2 separate regions of the Homo sapiens genome follow, and region 1 is linked to region 2. The links are chromatin contacts, found by Hi-C or POLR2A ChIA-PET in ENCODE. All regions are on one chromosome and are shown on one strand. Each heading gives the region's core, a stretch centred on a gene start or an enhancer-like site at or near the end of the contact. The rest is flanking DNA. Distances are from core to core; before and after follow the strand shown.

Region 1 (2,700 bases), core at 118-2,617, 53 kb after region 2:
AGGAAACCGTAAATCCCCTTATAAGCGATGAAAACAAAGTTAAGAGCTGCGACCAGTTTCTTAGGGACTTTCGGTAAATAAAACTCTTGGCTTATTTTCTGCCCTTACCGGGAGCGTCTTCGGTGCGGGGATCGCGAGCGGCTCCTTCTCCGATCTCTCTCCCGAGACCTGGACCTTTCTCGGCGCCTGCGTTCTCTCTCCCGGGATGTGGACCGGGAACGCCTACGTTCTAATGCAAACGCACACAAATTGCAGAACTGATAATTACCTCAAATATCTAGAGCTGCGCCGTCCAGTAGAAAAATAATGCAAACCATTACTAGTCACATTAAAAAGGTAAAAAGAGGCTGGGAGCGGTGGCTCACGCCTGTAATCCCAGCACTTTGTGAGGCTGGCGGGCGGATCACAAGGTCAGGAGTTCGAGACCAGCCTGGCCAACGCGGCGAAACCCCGTCTCTAATAAAAATACAAAAATTAGCCAGGCGTGGTGGCACGGACGGGTAATCCCAGCTACTCGGAAGGCTGAGGCATGAGAATCGCTTGAACCCAGGAGGTGGAGGTTGCAGTGAGCTGAGATCGGCCACTGCACTCCAGCCTGGGCGGGCGACAGAGCGAGACTCTGTCTCATTAAAAATAAATAAATTGATTTAAAAAAAAAACGAATCAGGGGCAGAACCGAGGGTCTAAGTTAGATCTCCTAATGGAAGTCCAGGGTTCTTTACGTCGCGCTGCCTCATTTATGGGGCTGGTAGCCAGAAAACATTACGAAGTGAGCTCCCAGGACTCAAAATTCTTAATATCGATTTCCCTGTAATGACCTGGGCAGGAATCTAACATTTATTAAGTATTTAAGAACCAGGCAGAATCACATACTGTATGTTATGGGATGTGACATTAATTCTCACATCAGTTTTTAAAAGTTGGCAATACTACCCTCAATGACTCATTCTGGGAATTCGATTCAGAAAGGCTGAGTAGTGACTTGCCCACCGTCGCCCAGAAATTCAGCAAAGGAACTGAGGTCTAATTCTAAACCCACCGGCCACAGTGTAATAAAAGTTATTGTATGAAGGTGACAAAGACTTAATGAAACTAATTCAGAGACAAACAACTGCCTTCAAACCGGAGAGGGCGGGCTGAAGAGGGCAGGGCCCAGGTCTACGTTCCTTTATCCACCCCTCGCTCTCCGCCTGGGAAAAGGGCCCGCCTCTCTGCTACGCGGCTACCAAAAACAAAACAAAATAAAACAAAAGGGACAGGCCTCCAACAGAGCCCCATATCCTCCGAATTGCTACAGGACTCACCCCTCCGTGGAGAGCGGCTGCGACTGCGACCCATTTGGAGTCCCGCTTCCCGGAAACAACTGTGCAACAACTTCCGGGAGGGCCGGGAACCGAGCTTTTACCGCCGACCAGAAAACGTCAAAACGAGTTGCGAGGGTTCCGGTCTTCTTTGTTCACGGTGGGCATTAAAACATGCGATTTGGTGTTATTATAGAAATTCCTGGAAAATTCAGCCGTATACCCATTATCCTAACACAGCTTTCATTTTTCCCCCATTTTTGTCCACATGCACAAAATAGAGCAAACCAATTGTAAACATAGCATAGACAAACAGCTTATGTTCTTCCACTTTTCCACATAACATTCATAAGGAGTGAATATACCAAAGTTCACTGTCCATCTGCTTTATATTTTCTCATGCCAGCATTGAGAAGGCACCCAAAACCTCCTATGGGCTCTTGGAAGGAAAACTAAAGGCCCCAGATTCCATCCTACCCGACAAAGTACTTCCCCAAAGTTGCCTCTGTCCTCAGGGAAAACAACAACAACAACAACAAAAACTTTAGAATGTTCAAAACTACAAAAATTAGGAGAAAGACTGTCTTGCCCCAAGGCTGAACCGTCTGTGGTAGAGCATAAATATGCTTACCAGGAAAGACTCAAACCTCTATTTCTTATTTTATTTTATTTTGTTCCAGGGTACATTTGCAGGATGTGCAGTTTTGTTACATAGGTAAATGTGTGCCATGGTGGTTCGCTACACCTATCAACCCATTAAGCCTTGCATCTATTAAGCTATTCTTCCCAATGCTCTCCCTCTCCCCAGCTCCTCCCCCTACAGGCCCCAGTGTGTGTTGTTCCTCTCCCTGTGCCCATGTGTTCTCATTGTTCAGCTCCTACTTATAAGTGAGAACATGCAATGTTTGGTTTTCTGTTTCTGTGTTAGTTTGCTGAAGATAATGGCTTCTAGTTCCATCCATGTCCCTGCAAAGGACATTATCTCGTTCCTTTTTATGGCTGTGTAGTATTCCATGGTGTATACGTACCACATTTTTTTAATCCAGTCTATCATTGATGGGCATTTGGGTTGATTCTATGTCTTCGCTATTGTGAATAGTACTGCAGTGAACATATGCGTGCAAGTATCTTCGTAATAAAATTATTTATATTCCTTTGGGTATATACCCAGTAATGGGATTGCTGGGTCAAATGGTATTTCTGGTTTTAGGTCTTTGAGGAAACACCACATTGTCTTCCACAATGGTTGAGCTAATTTACATTCCCACCAACAGTGTAAAAGTGTTGAACCTCTGTTTCTAATCAAACCAACTCTTTTCAGTCAGCTCTCTCTAGAATTATCAAGTCTAGTGACCTGGCTTTTAAAATACAAAGAGCTGGGGGATGGAAAGGGACTTTA
Region 2 (2,700 bases), core at 84-2,583:
CCTCTGTCTCTCTGGCTTACTCCTAAAAAATCTGTAACATCCGATTCAAAGCTAGTTCCATAGAACCACTATTCTCATTTACTTGCAATCCAACGAACTTTCTCCAGTTGAGGAGAAAGGGTGGCATTCCTTCCTGTTTCTGGCAGGGGAATCAGACCCAGGTCAGCACTGCCACTGCCTCTGGCCTCTGCGGATATCCCCAAAGGAGCCCCAGTTCTTCTAGACAGGAGGGATTATTTCCAGCCCTGGGGCACCACCCTCCTAGTCCTTGGCAAGTTTGTTTCCATAACCAAACAAACAAACAAAAAAACCAAAAACCCCTCACATTCACCTTCCCTCTCCACACCCTTGACCCCAATAACCTCACTCCTGCTTAGTCAACCTCACTTCCGTCTGCTTGCAAAAGCATTTTTTATTTTACACTGTGATTCCGCATGGCAGTATCCTCTTGTTCTCTACAAAGGTGGATCGGAAGTAACTTCCAAAATTACAAATACTAAAATAGGAAAGATGTTGAGTAAAAGCCAAGGCCAGAGAAGAGACTAAGGGGAAACTGGGTCACAAACATGCACATTACAGGTTCTCACAAAATTACTAAAGGTGAAGTGTGAATTTGGCTCTGAGTTTCCTGACAGCCAAAGGGAGAAGAGAAAGATGATCTGTTGCATGATTCACTGTTTCCCTGAGGTAAACACACCTGTTTTTCAGGGGAAAGCAATGGGATTGCTGCAATGAGTTCCAAAAGAATACTTTTCCCTAACATTATAAAGTGTGGTGACAAGAAAGCAGGGCCAGGTTCCATCCTGATTATCTCTTTACTCTTCCACTGATACCTCTTCTGGGCCACACACTGTTCCATGCCCTGTGCTAGTCTGCATTGACTGGTAGCTTCTTTGACCAAAGTTATTAACTGCAAAGTAGCCAAGAATCATCACAACCTCTGCAGTTGCTCAGAGGTCATACTTGAAGTGTGGAGTTGTCCCCGTCTGGGTAGAGCTCTACCTACGGTTGTTCTGAATTTGCAGTGCAAAGGTACGTGTGAATGCGGGAACTGAAGTCATTTGGCCTCTTCTGATGAGATACTTGCAACATATGGGCATTTTAGCAAGGGCTTCCCTCTGTCTCTCTCTCTGAGCCACCTCTGTATGATCTGGTCTCTCTATGAGAGGAACTGCCCTGTAGGGCTGGCGGGGTCTTAGGGTCGTTTTGACCTTCCGAACAGCACATAGGTGAGATACTACCTGGAAAATAGCCACCCCTCCACTGTCAATGCCCACATTCTGTCCCTGAGTCACCCTCTGCTCCCCCTTTCGGTTTAACCACTTCCTGCCTACTGTTTGTTGTCTAAACAGCACAGTCAGAATGACATATTTGAACACTTCCCCACCCTCTAATGTAATTTTCCCTTCCAAGCTTATTTCTTCTCTGAGTGTTGGAATTTTGTATTCTGAAAATCCAAGTCACATGCCAGACAGTGTTCGAACGTTCTCTCCTTGGCTGGGAAAATGATTATAATTGCTCATATGTACTGAATGCTTTCTGCATGTCAGGCATGGGGAAAAGCTGTTTGCATACTTTACCTTACTTAATCCCCCTAGCAGCCCTGGGAAGTACATGCTGTTATTATCCTCACTCTACAGACCGGGTCAGCAGAGTCCCAGATACTTGCCTGGGGTCACCGAGGGTGTTAAGGGTGGAGTTGGCATCGACCCTTAGCTCCATTTGACCAGAGTCTGTGCACGTGACCATCACCCAGGACCACCTTCCGGGGTACCTAGGGGACATGGGCACTCCCCCTGAGTTTCTATTTCCACTTGGCCAGCCTATTGGTCTCTGTTGGTCATTACTGGCTCGAATGCTTCACAGCAATGGTTTTTTCCGCCTTCTGGGGGATGACAGTATCAGCGTGGCAAGGCGAGTGTGTTGGATGTTCTGCTTGTAACTAAACAGATACTGGTTCTCCCACGCCCACTGGTCCCTGTGCATGGCTGGGGGCTATCTCCAGGTGTCACCCAGCCCGGCTGTCTGGCTGGCCAATGGTGTTGGTTGGCCAGTGCCTTTCTCTCTTTCCCCTATCCCTAAGGCCCTCCCAGGTGCCTTCTCCTCCAGGATGGCTGCTTTCTTTGAAGGCAGACGTATTTCTGACACAGAGCTCCCTGCGTTGACTGTCTTCCTCACCTCTGCCCCCAGGCAAGGCCAAGAGCATCCTAGAAAAGCCCCTGCCCTTTTCTCCAGGGCCTGAGTGGGCCTCTCTAGCTCCAATACCCCCAGTCCACCCGCTCAGACCTGGCCTCAGGTGCATGCCCTTGGCCTCCGTCCTGGCTCTTCCTGTGGTCATCCCTTTGGATAAGATGGTTCGCCTGTCCCATTACATCCCTAGCCTGCCTTCACCAGACACGCTGCCTTCACCCACAGCCGGGGAGGCTCCCGGAAGCTTCAGCCAGTTAGAGCCTGCCCTGCCGTCTGCCTGAAAGTGGGTTAGTCACTCTGTCCCAACACAAAGCTTCCCTTTCCTCTGGGCAACATGTTCAACCCAGCCAGCAGCCAGCAGCCACATCTACCTCATCTAGTCTCCACAAGGACACTCGCAGAGGCAATGACTCCAGAATTCTGCATGGAACAGAGTGGGCAGGGAGCTGCCTCGCCACCCAGTTTGGGCTGAGCCCTGAACAATACTTCCTGCAGAGACCCTGCCTGTGG

Evidence for each region. Hi-C counts contacts between places; a loop is a spot of excess contacts on that map. ChIA-PET counts read pairs that join two places held with the same protein, here RNA polymerase II (POLR2A). Pooled maps may share reads with other maps.
Region 1: a loop to region 2 is called in a pooled map, with 2.5 times the contacts of the local background. The contact joins the promoter of SNRNP27 here to the enhancer-like site in region 2. A Hi-C loop is called at or near these places in 3 of 50 pooled maps. POLR2A ChIA-PET finds 5 or more read pairs at or near these places in 5 of 52 experiments (A549, Panc1, activated CD4-positive, alpha-beta T cell and 2 more).

What each region holds. Positions count from the first base shown.
Region 1 is chr2:69,892,623-69,895,322 of GRCh38, reverse strand. It overlaps SNRNP27 (small nuclear ribonucleoprotein U4/U6.U5 subunit 27), which reads right to left and starts at 1,367. Exons shown (of 6, transcript NM_006857.3): 1 at 1,305-1,367; 2 at 109-229. The coding sequence starts at 1,338. RefSeq lists enhancers at 1-806, 1,005-1,064, 807-1,742.
Region 2 is chr2:69,945,369-69,948,068 of GRCh38, reverse strand. It overlaps a transcript of ASPRV1 not described here. Among named protein-coding and RNA genes, the nearest start is that of ASPRV1, 15 kb to the left of the region's middle. RefSeq lists an enhancer at 387-1,586. Within about 2 kb of position 1,333, at least 12 of the 41 ENCODE cell types and tissues checked have a DNase peak (open chromatin) inside an H3K27ac peak, as active enhancers do; they include Panc1, where a contact is called at or near this core.